2 separate regions of the Homo sapiens genome follow, and region 1 is linked to region 2. A link is an interaction called in ENCODE POLR2A ChIA-PET data of the cell type or tissue named here. Cell type or tissue: A673. All regions are shown on one strand. Links, peaks and the distances in the headings refer to the core of each region. The heading gives the core; the rest is flanking DNA.

Region 1 (3,529 bases), core at 353-2,852, 120 kb before region 2:
TGTTTTTTATTTTTTAGTTAGATAATTCTTAAAGCCAAGTGAAAGATGGATTGGAAAAAGGAAAGTCTATACTGCATAAAATTTGGATCTATATTAGAGCAGTTATACTATTAAATTGTAACAATTGTTCATATGCCTGCTTTCCACACTTGACCCCCTGCTCCTCAAGGGCAGAGGAATTTTTTTTTTAATTCATCTATATAGTCCTATTCTGTCACTTAGATGCCAAACAAAACTCAATAAAATAAAATTACTTTTCAGTAAAATGACCAGAAGTTTTCTATATAAATCAGAAATGAAGGGAAAAGATATTACTGCAAATTCTATGTTTTAAAAATTCTATGAAAAAAGGCATAAAATATTAATCTAGGATTAGTTTGAGACATTAAAATGTACTGAACAATTACATACACACTTTTTCTCTGGATTGGAGAGTTTGTTTTGCTTTAGAAAGACTGTTGCAAATGTGGTAGCTCATGCGCCATTTTATTTTTTTCAATTCATGCCCTACAACAGGAGTTGGCAAACTTTTTCAGTAAAAATTCAAGGAGTAATTATTTCAGTCTTTGTAGGCCAAATGGTCTCTGTTGCAGCTATTCAAATCTGCCATTGTAGCATAAAAACAGCAATACACAATTCATAAACAGATTTGTGTGGTTGTGGTCCAATAAAACTTTGTTTATGAATACTGAAATTTGAATTTCATGAAATTTTATGTCACAAAATATTGTTATGCTTTGTTCTTTTACCAGCCATTTAAAATATAAGAACCATTTTTAGTTCACAGGCCATATCAAAATGAGGTGGCAGCAGGCAGGATTTGACCCCCAGGCTGTAGTTTGCCTACTTCTGCTCTACTAAATCTGGAGTAACTGATTTTGTTCACATCAATATCAACTAGCATGTTGTGTGCCTGCTATGTTCTCATAGTTTAACATCTTTTTCTTTTTGTTGAATTTTGTTCAGATTATATGTTCATTAAATGCTATCACAATACCATCATCTTTCCATCTTTGAAAATTCAGTTCAATATTTTCTCCATTTTATCCTTTAAAGTACTTTAAACTTTATTTTAAAATAAATGAATAATAAAAACACTTCTTGTTGTGATCATAAAAAGCAAGACTCCAGCCTATCTTGATTCTAATTTATCCTAATTATAATTTAAAAAGATAAGCAAGATGTTCATACAGACTAATTATACCTGGCAGACCAGTGAGTACTTATATTTATTTATTATGTTTATTAATCATCAACTTGCAATTTAACTTCTGAATAAGTAGTTAGGAACCCAACGTGAGATTTAAGCGATGTGGGAAAATCCTCCTGCCCCCAGATACTTCCCTTTGCCCTAGCATGGTGCCAGAAATACTAGACGTTCGTTTATTTGAATCTCAACTGATCAAGTATTCATTCCTTTGTGTAGGGCTCTCAGTTTTATTTTCTAACACCTTAAAAGATAAAGAATAGCAGTCAATTGAAAGCAAAAAATACACATAGGACTGAAACACTATATATAGGCTCCAATCCTGTGGCTACAGGGTAGGAAGAAAGAGGAGAGAAACAATGGAAAGGAGGGCATTAGGAAAAGAGTCTTGAAAGAGAAGGTAGAACACAGAGAAGAAAGCTATTTCTGATTTCGTGCTTATGCCTAAAATAATCCTCACAGTCCTGGATTTCCTGTGCGAGTCATGGCATAATGTTTCAATTGTTTAAAATATTAGTCTTCTTTTTTATGTGACACTACCTATTGATAAGATTGCTAAGGGAATAAATAAAATTATTCTTATTTCCTGAGTCTTTTATCCCCTTTCAAAGAGTCAAGTTCCCAAACAATGGTAATAAATGAACCGTGATAGAGCAATCTGGGGAAAGTTTTACTTGACCTGTAACTTAGCTTTGTAAATAATTCTAGACAGTCATGAAATGACTATGCTTGAAAGATAATTGCTCATTGAGGTAGCAAATAAACTCTGTTTATACAATTCAGCAAGAATATAATATCCACAAAAGAATTTACTTTAAAATTATAGTTTCTAACTGTCATTTGAATGTATAATTTGTATAGGATTTTTATATACCAGGATAATTGTATAACTTTACATTTTACAAAATATATGTTATACATTCTTTAAAGAAAGAAGAGAAAATAGTTTAGTATTCCAGGATTTTTAAATTTTATTTTTTTGTGAAGGGACACAGAGAGAGGGCAAAGGGAGGAGGCAGAGTTTGGGATGACACGATCAACCGAAATCGGGAAAACAAACTATAAGTGAGAAAGACACAAGTGCTGCCATCCCAAAGAATAATGCTTTGATGTGTGGGAGCAAAGAGAGGGAATGAAAGACACAATACACTATAACAACAGAGGGTTTTATTTTTCTTTTTTCCTAGTGGAATAGTCTTCCTGGTGTCTATCTTTCATTCGTGCATTCCAAAATATTTATTAACTTTACTGAACGATAATTTGTTACATATTATACTAGATGTTTTAAATACTAGGATAAATAATATACAATCCCTGACTCCACGGACCTGGAAATCTCATTAGTGAAAGACATGGACATGTAAACAAGTTATTTTTTACATTACAAATCAGAATGAGGTAAATCAAATATATGTCTATATAGTGCACTTTGGGTAATATCTACAAAAATGATCAAGAGATAAGAGCCTGTGAATGATAACATAATGGAGGCTCCTTGGGTGTTGAATTTTATTTAGAAAACCAGAGGGTAAGTGTTTGAGCTGATTCTAATAATGCTTTGAAAGTGTTACTTGTCTTAAACACTTGGGGCATAAGATAGAAGATGAGACCATGGACCTATTGAGTGCGAGATTGGAACTAAAACTCCCACATCAACCATAATCTTCAATGTATTGCATTCTCAGTAGAAAGGTAGGTTAGAACGATGGGCTAGTCACAATTCTTATTCTGATATAGAGATAAGATTGGGAACTTGGTGTTTCCATTTGGGATCCGAGAGGCAAAATCTCCTTGGAGATTTTGTGACTGCATTCATAAACACACACAATGTTAAAATTTGAAATTTATACTACAAAAATCATTTGAGAACACCCAAGCCCAAAAATTAATATAACAATCTGTCCCTAGGAATCCCAAACACAGAAATGCAAGAAAAAATACTAAAACCCTCTAAAATTAGCTCATAGTTTTGAAAAAAGTATAAAACAATAAAGAGTTGAGCAAGAACCAATAGAGAAATAGAAGCCCAAGAAATTGATAGAAAAACAATATGAAAGAGAATAAAAAATTAACACATGTAAAATGGAAAAAGGCCAAAGACATACAACATTAAAAAATAAATTTCTAGAAAAAAATACCAGTGACATGGCATTAAAGAGAGACATCGCTAGGAAGCAGGTTTCTGCATAGGTGAATATGTACAAAATGACTCTTGTCTTTGTTGTTTTAATGTCTAGATAATTAATATAAAAACATAAGAAAAGGAACTGCAATTCTAAATAAAACTATTATAAAAAAACAAATTGAATGAAGAAACAAACA
Region 2 (3,529 bases), core at 376-2,875:
GTTCATAGCCTTAAATGCCTTTACCAAACAGTCTGAAAGAGCACAAATGGACAATCTAATGTCACACCTCAAGGAACTAGAAAACAAGAACGAAACAAATCCAAACCCAGCAGAAGAAAGGAAATAACCAAGATCAGAGTATAACTAAATGAAATTGAAACAAAAAAGATACAAAAGATAAATGAAACAAAAAGCTGGTTCCCAGTACAGATGGATGTGGCTCCTCCCAGGTTCCTTGGTAAATGGGGCTGGATTTAGTACCATGGCCATATGCAGCTGGAGCTAGTCCATAATAAGTTGGTGTCACTTTTGGTCTGTAGCCAGGACTATGTTCATGAAGTCTGCCACTGTGGTCCAGGTCTGCCTTCTCAAAGTGGCTCTCCTTGGTCTTGGGCTTAACTTGGGTTTTGCAACCTCACACCTGAATCTCAAAGTTCTCACAATGGCATATTTGTCCATGAATGGCTTCCAGGTAACTGGGTGGAAGAACATGAGCTGGGAACCTCCTATTTTGCCATCTTGCTGACCTGAATTTCTTAACAACACTGTAACAATGACATTCAAAATTCTATAGGAAAGTGCCCTCCCACTCAGAATTCAATATACAACCACACTACAATTAAGTGTGATGATAGATTGTACATGGTGATATAGACCACACATGACAATGATAGACATACAAGGAGTCAAAATATTTACACACATACACTGTCTTTGCAGCCTTTCATGAGAAATTACTGAAAGGGATATTCTGCCAAATGAGGGTGTAGTAACAGGAAGCAAATCATAACTCACTTGCTTTTGAATCCCCTACTTCTCTTCCTTCCTGGTCTCGTCACAGGTCTTTCTTGGTCTATACTTTATACTTTTATTGTTGACATCCTTCCTGAATACTTTAGGGTTTGAATACAAGTGTGGTGTGAGTTCACATGCCAGGAACTATTTATATATTATCTTATCATATCTGACAACACCATCATGAGTTATACATTATTATCCCCGTTTTACGGAAAAGGAGATTGAGATTCAGAGGGGCTAAGGGACATGCCCTTCTTTGAATGGCTTGACACTGCCAGGCCTGAGAGTGAGCGAAACAAATGCAACCATAGAATCATCTTTTTAACAGAGCTGTAAGCTCTGCAGCTGGGAATAACAGTATGTATGGATGTATTCTCCCTCTCAGTTGCTTTTCAGTATATGACCCAATGGTGATGGAGATATGTAAATGTTTTTATTAATTTTAAAAAGCATCTTTTTGACAGCATCCATTTAGGAATATGGGAGATATATAATACATACGATACATATGCATGATATTATTGTATATATAATTGCATTATAGTAATATATGTTTGGGAAATCCTATATTTATAAGATTATACAAGAACACACAAAAAATGCATTCTAATCCCCATGTGGTTTAAATGTAGCAATTGAGAGTTTTTTAAGCACAGCTAATTATTTTTTATGATACAGGAACAGTCCAAGGATGTTCATTGCACATAAATATAAGATCATGCAACAATTATTCCTTCATAGGGCTTGTGTTGTACAACTCAAGGTTTAACAATCCCATCTGGATGCTGCAAACAGATGTGCCTGGTCCTTTTAAAAGACAAAGGCATTTCCCTGAACGACTTCATTTATTTCCTGCTAAAGCAGTCATGCTAATCATGAGTTCCCCTTGCCTTGCAATATTCAAAGGACAGTCTCTTCTCACGATGAACCAGGAAGCAATATGTTGTATGGAAAATTCGCCTGATCAAATTATCCTAACCTTGAGATGTTTTTAAAGTAGAATCAGTGTGAAAACTGCCTGTCGGCATTCCTCCAAGTTTCCTGAGAAATTTCCACCACCTGAACTGTTTAATCATGACTTTACTTTCCTTGCATCTTATTTTTTGGCCACTGAAAGGACCTTTGTTTATTTCAGCTGTAGCAAACAGAAGGATTGGCATAACACCGGGGCATTTTAATAATAAACCATATCCTCCAGAGTCAGCAAATGATAATTTATTTCTGTTTCTTTAAATATCTTGGTTTTTTTTTTAGAGCAATTTTAAGTTCACAGTAAAATTGAGAAGTACTGATTTCCCATATACTCCCTTCCCCCATACATGCATAACCTCCCCGACAGAAGTGGTATGTTTGTTACAATTGATGAACCTACACTGATACACCATTGCCACCCAAAGACAATAGTCTACATTAGGGTTCACTCTTGGTATTGTACATTCTATGAATTTGGACAAATATATACTCACATGTATTCACCATTATAATATCATATAGTTTCAGTGCCCTAAAAATCCTCTGTTCTCCACCTATTCATTGTTGGTCATTTCTTTTAAAAATCATATAAAGTCAAATTTTCCTTTTAAAGAACCCAGATGTATTAAGGAAATCAAAAATAGAGTATATGTGTGCATGCTATATGCACCATCTTCAGAGAGTTCTGCCTACTTTACAGACTTTTTTCTTTATACAAGGAAGATTCTAGAAGTTGTCTAAGTTTATTTTGTTAGAAAGTAAATAAGAACAAATTTGCACACAGATGCCAGCTAAACCCACAGCAGACTTTAAAATACAAAACAGTTCCACATTTGTAATTATGCAAAACATCACAAATATGAGACCGTTACACCCAAGGGAAACACACAAATTTAAAAATCTCATCACTTTCGTGACTTTCAGAGACTTGCACTCTTCTTCCATTTCATGCTACATCATGTGTTACTGTTTCATCAAAGCAAACAGTTTGTTTCATTTAAAATTTCTTCAATGAGCTTAGTGAGAACAGCTGCAATGCAGTTCTCTCCCCTCACATTGATACTACTGAGTATTCTATCTTGTTCTGTTTCCACTCTAAACTTGATTAACCATATTTGCAAAACTCTGCTTAGCTACCTGTCTCCATAACTAATTGTTGTTTCCCCCAGGTGAGTAGAATAGTGGATAAACAACATCAGTATACTTTTTATAGGAAGAACAAATAAGCTACTAATTACAAAGGAGGGAAGGAAGGAAGGAAGGAAGGAAGGAAGGAAGGAAGGAAGGAAGGAAGGAAGGAAGGAAGAGAGGGAGGGAGGGAGGGAGGGGAGGGGGGCAGAAGAAAGGAAAAGAACTTTACCCGGATCATTTTTTTTCCTTTTTTGGCATGACCCATCAACATAATAGTTAGATTGTCATTAGCATAAATCAGTTACTCTGGGACAGCAGTCAAGGCAGAGGCAAGAAGTATCTATTAATATTTGTCTCCCCTGGCTTTAGTATATAAACTATAGTGATGAATCTTACAGATGTTACTAATCATGACATTATCTGGCCAAGGTACATACTCCCCAAGATGGAAGGGATAAAGCACCCCATTCCCTGACCTCTTGCTGCCATCGTTTTAATAATTGACTTCACTACACTATGTTTCAAACTGGTTACAATTCAACAAACTCTTTTTCTTCAAGAAACAAAGATGTATGGACAAAAGTCAAAGAATAATTAAATAACACATTTAAGCCATAATATAAATGCA

The links. Peaks named below come from ENCODE experiments on the same cell type or tissue, not always from the same donor. Only the 100,000 strongest peaks of a DNase experiment are listed, where the experiment ranks them.
Region 1: POLR2A ChIA-PET joins it to region 2 with 9 read pairs; 3 of 35 experiments call an interaction of 5 or more read pairs at or near these places.

Annotation. Positions count from the first base shown.
Region 1 is chr12:71,074,072-71,077,600 of GRCh38, forward strand. No RefSeq gene overlaps it. Among named protein-coding and RNA genes, the nearest start is that of TSPAN8, 82 kb to the right of the region's middle. In A673, for the core only: no CTCF peak of the experiment used is centred there; a DNase peak (open chromatin) is centred at 1,760.
Region 2 is chr12:71,190,084-71,193,612 of GRCh38, forward strand. No RefSeq gene overlaps it. Among named protein-coding and RNA genes, the nearest start is that of TSPAN8, 34 kb to the left of the region's middle. In A673, for the core only: no CTCF peak of the experiment used is centred there; DNase peaks (open chromatin) are centred at 968, 1,618 and 2,108; H3K27ac peaks cover 2,500 bases.